Linked DNA regions of Homo sapiens: region 2 is linked to region 1. Evidence: chromatin loops called from intact Hi-C (ENCODE). Cell type or tissue: Calu3. All regions are shown on one strand. Each heading gives the region's core, and the rest is flanking DNA. Links, peaks and the distances in the headings are about the cores only. Region 1 overlaps UFL1-AS1 (UFL1 antisense RNA 1). Region 2 overlaps KLHL32 (kelch like family member 32).

What was found. Peaks named below come from ENCODE experiments on the same cell type or tissue, not always from the same donor. Only the 100,000 strongest peaks of a DNase experiment are listed, where the experiment ranks them.
Region 2: it touches region 1 in a loop (9-fold over the local background); 9 of 110 quality-filtered maps call a loop at or near these places.

What each region holds. Positions count from the first base shown.
Region 1 is chr6:96,389,159-96,394,546 of GRCh38, reverse strand. The region is part of intron 1 of UFL1-AS1 (UFL1 antisense RNA 1); the gene reads left to right. Among named protein-coding and RNA genes, the nearest start is that of UFL1-AS1, 130 kb to the left of the region's middle. In Calu3, for the core only: no CTCF peak of the experiment used is centred there; a DNase peak (open chromatin) is centred at 2,586.
Region 2 is chr6:97,054,260-97,059,647 of GRCh38, reverse strand. The region is part of intron 4 of KLHL32 (kelch like family member 32); the gene reads right to left. Among named protein-coding and RNA genes, the nearest start is that of KLHL32, 130 kb to the right of the region's middle. In Calu3, for the core only: no CTCF peak of the experiment used is centred there; no DNase peak of the experiment used is centred there.

The sequences.
Region 1 (5,388 bases), core at 217-5,216:
TAACTAGGTAGCAATAGCACCAACTTTTTAATCAACTTGAAGCAGTAATCCAGGCGAGTACATCTGAGAATGGTCTAGAGTTTATTCTATTCTTAGGCACAGAATGATTAAATTTACATATGATTGCAAATGGTATGTGGTGGTATATGACTAAAGATATATTCAAATCCTTTTATACAAATTACCAATTTTCATTAGTAACATTACAGGTAGAAAAATTTTATTTCTTTCATAGGATGATATAATATTACACACATACTAAAAATTCCATCAGAGGCTGGGCGCGGTGACTCACGCCTGTAATCCCAGCACTTTGGGAGGCTGAGGGGGGTGGATCACCTGAGATCAGGAGTTTGAGACCAGCCTGGCCAACATGGCGAAACCCTGTCTCTACTAAAAATACAAAAAATTAGCCGGGTGTGGTGGCACGTGCCTGTAATCCCAGCTACTTGGGAGGCTGAGGCAAGAGAATCGCTTGAACCCGGGAGGCGGAGGTTGCAGTGAGCTGAGATCGCACCACTGCTCTCCAGCCTGGGTAACAGAGCGAGACTCTGTCTCAAAAAAAAAAAAAAAAAACCATCAGAAAATAATACTACACATTAAGAAAATATGTATATGGTTTTAAGGCAAAAATGACTCTGTTTTTTTTTAATCAACTCTCTGTGTACTATAGCTAATATAGCCAAAACATTACCCTCTTCCTCTAGTTACCAAAACGTAACTTGGCTGTGGGCTAACGGTAAGAGCTAACATTTGCTTTACTACTTGTATTTCCACATAATTTAGAATATTTTTTATTAACATTAATCACTTCTTTAACTTTTTTAGCACATTAAATATTAAGATGTAGCATTAGAATGGAAGGCTGCTTGAGCACAGGAATAGAGAGAGACACGGGTGTTGGGAAAAGCCACTAGGCACACATAACATTAAATGCTGCTCATTTTTTCTGCAGCGCTGTAGCTAGTCTCCTAAAGTCCATCTCCCAGAAAATAAGACAACTTTAAAACTTTTCAACCAGTATTAACTTAGAAGCTGATGTGCACATACTGATGCTGTTTCACACAGAATTGACCCAGATGTGGAATCAAGATCACAGCCTTGGTGGAGGAAGGGGGGCAGAAATCAGTGCTTTCAGAAAGCTCCCTAGGTAATTCTAATGTGTAGACCAGATTAAGAACCTGTGGGCTAACCCATAGCCTCAGGGGCTCACCTTCTATCTTAAATTTCTTTTCCCTAAAGGAGTTATGGTGCCAGGCTTTTAACGTAAAAGAAAATAAATTATCTTCCAGTATAATTTTGTAAATGAAGACTTCCCAAAAAATCCCATTCAATAATAGCTTATTGTGGAAACACTGGACAATTGTATAGTTACTAACAATAATAGAAGACTCCCTTGGAGAAGTCATGTGGAGAATGAAAAACATATTTACTCTTCAACTTTGGAGGTGGAGTAGGGCGATGGATAAAATATGTGTGTGTATATTTGTATATGTATATCCATTATTCATATTTCAGTAAAATACAACAGAATAAAAGAATGAGGTCAACAAAGTCCTATAGAAAGGAGTAAAAATAATTGTACTTACTGGTAGTGAATAAAACTGAAATAAATTTATATAATTTGTATAACCTGAAAAGTTTGAACATGACACATTTTTTGTTTTATATTTAGAATCTTATCTGAAGGAAAGTTCCAAAAGAACACTAAATATGTTAGATCTATGTCACCCAAATTAGAACTCAAAATTAATGCTGTGCTGAGTGACAGTGCAAGGACCGGAATCTGCCACTGTAAATGCTGACTTCAGTGCTTTGTTTCTGACTACTATGCAGCTATCTGCCCAATTTCCATGCACATTTTACTGTTTGACCTTGAAAGAGCCAGACTAATTGGGAATTACTCATTAAGGATCCATTTAAAAACTGTGTATTTTCTAGCAAAGGCTAAAATTTACACAAAGATGTATATTGCAATACTTTGCATTTTAGGAGTGGGCTGTACAAATTCTTTTGGACAACCCTCACCATTTTTTATACGAAATCCCTTCTAGGTACTGTTTACATTTCCACTAAAATAGCCAGGTAAAATTTCCAGAATAACTTCAATCCCCAGATACTTATGTAAAAACAGACTATTTTCATAGTCATTCCTTTTCAAATTCTCTTTTCCTCATGAAAACACTTTATTAGTCCTTGTATTATCAGAAAGCAAACCTAATTTAAAAATAATGGGGAGATGTAAGCAATGTCCCTAGTCTTCAGAATTTATCAATATGGAGCAAAAGATTTAAAGTGATTTCTTTTCCCCTCTATACAACGTCAGAATACCAAGCCTGCAGCCTGTTATTTTCAGGGTGGCACCCAGAGCAGGGGGAGGGGAGGAAAAAGCATCCTTAATTCCTGAGGCATTAGAAACCTCCCACCCTGCTTGGAGTGCCTTTCCAAAGTGAAGCTAGAGGAGGGTTTCTCAAGCCTCTGTTTCTCATGGGGAGCTTTGGCCTTTGCAAGGTAACTCTTTCTCTCTGATTTCCCTTTAACGAAGCAGGTGAAAGGCCGTTTGGCACCAGACGGTTCCTTTTACTCCAGCTGCCTGTGAAGAGCGCGGTTGCCAGGCAACCAAGTCTCCCGCTTGGTGCCTGTCTCACGCTAGGAAATTTGGAGGGTTTTGAGGCTGTTGTCTGTTGCAGACAACTTACACTGAAATGCCTTGAGGTTTTTAGAACTATTTTTTTGTATTGCTTACAGTAAAACTACGTTATCTTTCCCAATTTTCTCTCTTTTGGGGAAGAGAGACTATTTAGAGGGTATATGGCTATATTTCCACAGGAAAATATCCAGACCTTGACTTCAAAATCAGAAGTAATTTACATTTTAAAAGAAGAACAAATGAGCATCACAGCTGCATTTCATATGTTTCTTCCTGTCAGCTTAATTTCTTTCATTTTCTTTACCCCTTCTTTCGCTTTAAAAACTTTTTTATTTGCTTTCCTTATTTTCTTTATTCTACCCCACTTCCATGTTTCTTCTGTCTTTCTCTGTCTCCCTGTTACCAGTGATGTTAACTGCTATTCATGCATTCATTTTCAATCACTTGCTCATCCATTAGGACAATGAATTCGAAATGAATCAAGCTTCACTTTCCAACCTCACTAGCTGATGTATTTTTATTCTTACTTCTGAATTCTTTTTATTTTTGTTTTATCTTGTGGCTAGGTAGGATTACGGGGAAATAAGTGACAAAATATTCCCAATTATTTGGATTTCTCTTGTTCCTGACAGAAAACCCATTGCTTTCTGAGACTTTCAGTATGTTCATTCTTTTCATATTGTGGTCCTCTTGGCACATTCCATTAGCTTTGAAGCCATAGGTTCTTTAAGCTATTTTGGCCCCACATCAATGTAGGACATTGTCTTACATAATGTTATGAAGATATTTCATTGATATTTCATTCAATTTCAAAAGACACAAAAAAGGATACACTTCCTTTTGTTCTTTATTTCTGAGTCTGGCAATGATTCATAAAATAAATGAGAGCAAATTGGTCTGGTTATGCTTTTATTACCAGTGATGGACTGTGGAGCTGCAAGGGGAAACCACCTGGTAGTGATCAAAGAAGATAGGTTGAAATTCTCCTGGAAAGATGTACATGTAAGACAACAATGCATGACACCCTCTGGTGGACTCTTCTCCTCCCTCTAAAAAACTCGCTGATACTGATTCATCACTGCGAGGTAACAAGTAGTACACAGATCTATCTTCTCACAAAGGATTTGTTATAATATGGAAGCAGAACAATTTGACATCATTATCCGAAAATCCACTGTGGAAGATGAATTCATGTGTCAAAACTGCTAAAATGGATAATGGGCATAATTGTTAATATACTAACTGTTGTGATTTTTTAGTGAGTAAATATGTAACCATTCACACATCTTTCTGTAATTTATAAGTAAAAATCTCTCCCTTTGTGACTCAGTATTGTGATCTTCCATGCTCACTATGAAAAACATAATAGAAATATGATATGATAAAATCAGAGTGCTATACTATAGTGACAAGAAAACAGGAGGTATGGATTTTAATGTGAGTTCAACCCCTAGCTAGCTCTTTTACTTTGGGCATTCCCTTAGTCTTGGTCTCAATGCCCTCTTCTGTAAAGTTGTGAGGTTTGAGTTATTCTCTGAGATACATTCTGCTGTTAAAATTCTATTATTGAATTTGAAAACCACTAAACCTTTCAGTGAGGGAAATTTGGAAAAAGAATGGTATATTTTTTTTAGCTGATAAAGTTTTTAAGTGAAAAAAGTGTTTAAACTTCTTTGTATTTGTTAATTGAGCTATTTTTTTATTTAGACATATGAGTTCAAAATTTATAGCTGTTTTTGACACTATAGTCAGTAGGTAAAAAGCAGTTTCTGGAGGCTGCCTATGCTTGAATCTAGTTTCATCATTTACTAGTTGTAAAACATGGGAAAGTTTTTAAAATGTCTTTGTGCTCAGTTTACTCCTCTGTCAATGGGGTATAATTACAGCACCCTTCTTGAAGAGATATTATGAGGAGTAAGCAAGATGATTTGCATAACTCCTTAGCAAATGATTAAAGCATTAACATATTCTTGACACACATGAGCTTTTACAATTACTCTGGTGTCACCAGCTATCCCAGGCTATTATCATTCCATACTTTATTACTGTAATTATAGCCACCTAGTTTAAAAGTCTCTTCCTTTCAAATCTATCCTATACATTTCTTCCAGCAAAGACTGCCCCAAACACAATTGTCTTCATTGCCTTCTGATAAAAACTGTTAACAACAGACTTCAGTTATTTCCATACCCAGGAGAACTGAGTATATATTGTCCTGGCATTTAAGACTCTCATTAATATTGGTTCAATTTGTCTTTCCAGCTTCATTCCATTACCTCCTCTTATATACACGCTCTAGCTGAATGGAACTATCCAAGTATCACTGAGAACTCGCACTCTGCTTTTCTGTGTTAAGCTCTTAAGGGAAGAGACAGTGATAAGTCTTTATACCCCAGTATAAAGTCCAGGACCTGGCACACAGTAAGCATTCAATATTTTTGAAGTGAACAGTCTTTGCTTGCACTGTTTTCCTCTCAGAAGTCCTCTCTTCTTATCTTTACCTACATAACACCTATCCTTCAAGGTCCCAGCTAAATATCATGAATTACCACCATTCATAGGCTACCTACTTCCTTCATAGTATTGTCATGTATTTACCTTCTAGAATTTACATTCCACTGTGATTATAATTATTTTTGTTATCTTATGCCCTCATTTTTGACTGGTGTTGAGAGCAGTGTACTATGTCTTAATCAATTTTATTTCCTACAATGCCTAGCATTTTTCTTTGACTATGT
Region 2 (5,388 bases), core at 76-5,075, 670 kb before region 1:
TGGCAGCCATTTAAAGGAAAAGAATTTTCTAAATTGACTCATGCACTGCACATCTATATCTGACATCTGAAGTTTATTTTTAAGAAAGAAAAACATAGTTCAGGTAAGGATAATAAAACACATGAATTCCAGTTTCTAAATGTTGTGATCATATTGGGAAATGTTCATAAATATGCCTGTTGAAGTGCTCCATCTGAGCAATACTGGCTAGAATTCAGTAGTTCTCTATGAATCAGAGAATTCAAACTTTTGAGGCTTGTATTTGGAAAACCTCACCATGTAGCCCCAACCTGCTGTTAAAAACTTTTCTCCAGTTTTATGACCTTCTGGTCCCTTTGCTAAAGCCAGTAATCTACTAGTCTCCACACTCAGGCAATACCTTGTTCTCCATCTTCAATGTCCTCCTCATTCCTTTAATTTCCATATGTCAAAATCCTACTCATTTCAAGATCCAACTCTAAATCCACTCCTTATACAAAGCTTGGCAAGATCTCTCCCCACCCCTACCTCATCCTGGGTCTCCACAGACATCTGGTGAACTAATAAGCCCATGTGTTCTAGGTCACGCTGTCTGCTTTCAAATCCTGGCTCCTACACTTGCTGACAGAATCAACTTGGGAGAACAGCTCAACTCCAGGTGCCTCAGTGTTCTTATTTGTACAGTGAAAATAATGATGTCTACCTCAAAAACTGTTTTAAGGACCAAAAGAATGCTTGTGTATCATTACAATTGTGTGTGTCTATATGTAACAAAGCAGCTTAAACAAATATAAGGGTTACTTTTCCAATAACATTTGGATTAGGCCACTTAGAGTGGCAACCAGCCTCCTTGTATTTTCCTGCTTGGCAAATCTCAGGCTGTGGTTTCATGGTCTCAAATTGGCTGCCATACCACCAGGCATTATGTCTACATTCAAAGCAGAAAGAAAGGAGAGGTCAAAGAACAAAAAACATTTGCCAGCTGAGTCTGGCATTGTTTATCAGAAAAACAATAGATTTCTTACAAACACTGTTACAGAGACTTCCATTTACATCTCATTGGCTGGGTGGCTACACATAGCTGTAAAAGAGCCTGGGAAATTAAATTTTTATGGCTAGATGCACCATAGTCCCAAATCAAATTAGAGTTCTATATAAAGAAAAAAGAGGAAATGAATATTGGTAGGCAATCAGGGCATTAGCCATGGGACTTAGCACATATATATATGAGGAAAACTACAAAACTCTGATGAGAGAAATCAAAGAAAAACTAAATAAATGGAAAGATGGCCCATGTCTGTGGATAAAAAGGACTCCATATTGTCAAGATGTCAGTTCTTCCCAACTCAATTTATAGATTCAATGTAATCTTATTCAAAATCCCACAGTTATTTTTTGTGTATTAACAAACAGATTCTAAAGCTTATATGAAGAAGCAAAAGACCCAAAATAGCCAACACGATGTTGAAGGAGAACAAAGTTGGAGGACTGACAATACCCGCTTCAAGACTAAAAAAAACTACAGTTATCAAGACAGTGTGACATTGGCAAAAGAAGAGAGAAACAGATCAATGGAACAGAACAGAGAGCTCAGAAACAGACTCACATAAATATGGTCAATGAAAGAGCATAGATAATATTATAGATAATATAATAATAATGGATAAAAGATAGTCTTTTCAAGAATGGGGCTAGATTAATTGGACACTCACATACAAAAATTGAACCTGGACACAGCTCTCAAATCCTTCACAAAAATAAACTCAAAACGGATTACAGATGTAGATGTAAAATGCAAAACTAGAAAACTCTTACAAGGTAACATAGGAGAAGATCTAGATAACTTTGGGTATGACAATGACTCTTTAGATACAGCACCAAAAACATGGTCCATGAAAGACATAATTGACAACTTGGACTTTTTTAAAATTAAAAACTTCTGCTCCACAAAATACACTATTAGGAAATTGAGAAGACAAGCCATAGGCTAAGAGAAAATATTTGCAACAGATACATCTGCTAAAGGAATGTTATCCAAAATATCAAAAAACAAGATCTTAACACTCAACAATGAAAAAAATGAACCATCTGATTTTTTGAAATGGGGGCGGGAGGGGGGTGTAAAAGATCTGAGCGGATACCTCACCAAAGAAGACAGGTGGCAAATAAGCATATAAAAAGATACTCGGCCGGGCGCGGTGGCTCACGCCTGTAATCCCAGCACTTTGGGAGGCCGAGACGGGCGGATCACGAGGTCAGGAGATCGAGACCATCCTGGCTAACACAGTGAAACCCCGTCTCTACTAAAAATACAAAAATTAGCCGGGCATGGTGGCGCGTGCCTGTAGTCCCAGCTACACAGGAGGCTGAGGCAGGAGAATGGCGTGAACCCGGGAGGCGGAGCTTGCAGTGAGTCGAGATCGCGCCACTGCACTCCAGCCTGGGCGACAGAGCGAAACTCCGTCTCAAAAAAAAAAAAAAAAAAAAAAAAAAAAAGATACTCACATAGGAAAACTGCATTTTTTGTACATATTTTGTTAGATTTACGCCTGTTTAATTTTTGGGGTATTAATTTCTAAAAATAGTTTTAACTTTTTAAAACAGTCCCCCAAACCCAAAAGATGAATAATATGTTGTGATACATGAAAATTATATGAAATTCAAATTTAAGTATAAATAGAGTTTTATTATAACATAGCTATGCTTATTCATTTACATATTTGTCTCTGGCAGTTTTCATGCTACAACAGCTAAGTTGAGTAGTTGCGAAATAAACTTTATTTACTTTTTAAAATAGAGACAGGGTCTTGCTATGTTGCCCAGCCTGGTGTCGAGCTCCGGGGCTCAAACGATCTTTCTGCTTTGGCCTCCCAAAGTGCTGAGACTATGGTCGTGACCCACTGCACCCAGCTGTGACAGAAACTTTATATGGCCTGAATTATTTACTGAATTATTTTTGGCTCCTCACAAAAAAAGTTTGCTGATCCTTGGTCTAGAGTATAGGTAGGGGCTGGGAGTCAATAGCATAAGATAATAGCAAGTTATTTGTCAATACCAAATAACTTGGGTCTGGATGACATCACCAAGGAAGCTAGTTGGATTAAACAGGAGGGTTCTGAAGCAGGAAGGATTTGAAGCCTACAGAGTGGGGAGGAGCAAGCAAAGCCACCTGGAAAGGAGTGACGGGAAGGCTGGTGGTGGCACAGAATAAAAGCCCACAGTGAGCAGTGTTACAAAGGCCAAGAGAGAATAGGCAGGCTGGTGGGCCGGGCCTGGTGGCTCACGTTTGTAATCCCAGCACTTTGGGAGGCCAAGGCGGGAGGATCACGAGGTCAGGAGATCAAGACCATCCTGGCTAACATGGTGAAACCCCGACTCTACTAAAAATACAAAAAATTAGCCGGGCGTGGTGGCGGGCGCCTGTAGTCCCAGCTACTAGGGAGGCTGAGGCAGGAGAATGGCGTGAACCCGGGAAGCGGAGCTTCCAGTGAGCCGAGATCGTGCCACTGCACTCCAGCCTGGGTGACAGAGCGAGACTTCATCTCAAAAAAAAAAAAAAAAAGAAAAAAAAAGAAAAAAAAAGAAAAGGGAGGCTGGCTATGCTGCACGAAGCTGTGAGGTCACATATGACAGTATTTAATTAGATTTGGCAATATTTGTGACTGCCAAGAACAGTTTTAGTGGAATGATGAAGATAAAAGCCTCCAGACTTGGAGTGGAAAAGTGAGTGATAAATGAGTGAAAGTGAGGAAAAATAACTTTATGTAACACTTTTCATAAGCTCTGCTGTGAGAAGAGTCAGAGAAATAAGTGGTAGCTCAAGAGGAATATAGAAATAAGAAGGGGTTTTTTTTTTTTTTTTTTTTTTTTTTAGACAGGTTCTCAGTCTGTTACCTCGGCTGGGGTGCAGGGGCACGATATCGGCCCACTGCAACCTCCACCTCCCAGGTTCAAGCAATTCTTTCACGTCAACCTCTCAACTAGCTGGGAGTACAGGCACATGTCACCACACCTGGTTAATTTTTGTATTTTTAGTAGAGACAGAGTTTCACCATGTTGGCCAGGATGGTCTTGAATTCCTGGCCTCAAGTAACCCACCTGCGTTGGCCTCCCAAAGTGCTGGGATTACAGGCATGAGCCACCACACCTGGCAAGAAAAGGATTCTTAAAGGTGAGCAATAGAATGCAGTAGAGGAGAAACTGATGGCAGAAGAGACAGCAGCAGGATAACAGGAGTGATATTGGACAGAGTCGGAGGGAGTGGATCTGGACCCTACGTGGGGGAGATTAGTCTCTGACAGTTCAGGGATACCCCTCCCACTGTAAAAGAGGGATATACCCAGAATAAGTTCAGAAACAGGGAGGGTTGAGAATTTGATGGTAAGATGATGAAGATCTTCCTTTCTGTTTCTATTTTCTCAATGGACGGTGACTTTTCCTTATGATATGTGTACTGGAGGTAGGTTAGTGAGGGGAATGTCTCTAAAAAGAGAAGAGAGAGGGTGAGAAACTCATCAAGAAGAGGAGGAAAGCAAATTTACTAGGGAAACAGATTAACATTGCCTGGCATTGGGTATCTGTCTGAGATTTGGGGTCATGGATTTGAAGTGAAAACAGTGACTTTCTCCAGTGCCAACCAGCAGAATTGATTCTTACAGTTGGATTCAACAAATAATTCTCCAAAGATGCCACAAGCTGGAATCAATTTTTATCCTCTCTTATATTTTTTTTAGACAGGATCTCACTCTGTTGCCCAGGCTGGGGCGCAGTGGCACGATATCAGCCCAATGCATCCTCTGCCTCCCGGGTTCAAGCAATTCTTCCACCTCAACCTCCCGAATAGCCGGGAGTACAGGCTGTATTCTTTGGGCTGTGCCAAGTTGTTCCTACTTTGACAGATACATGATACATAGAGATGAATGGCTATCATTAGTTTTTAAGGTGCTATATCTGTCTATTCAATTACTATAGAATAAATGCCTATTATTTTCTTCCTGCAAAGTATAATGCAAATTACTGTCTTATTTTTCAGGCAGTCCTTGACAAAGAACTACAACTCAATTATCCATTCTCCTACCTGAATTAGTGCAACTTTTGAAGCATCAAACATACTCAGGTATTTTTCTATGTTATATATGCAAATAATTCAGATCCCTGCTAATCCATTTCTTAAAAATGCAATGGTGTGTTGATCTGGCATTTCCAATCACAGTTTGACCTACTGTGAGAAAGCACCAATGTACATTTTCTCATCAGTGCATCCCTAACAACTAGTAAGTCCTTAGCATATAGTAGGTGTTCATTAAGTATTTGCTGAATTAATGAATCTAAATTTGAGAATAAAATGTAAATGGATGGTTTTTATGAAGTATACAAAAATAAAATATTCACAAGTTAACTTAGAGTATT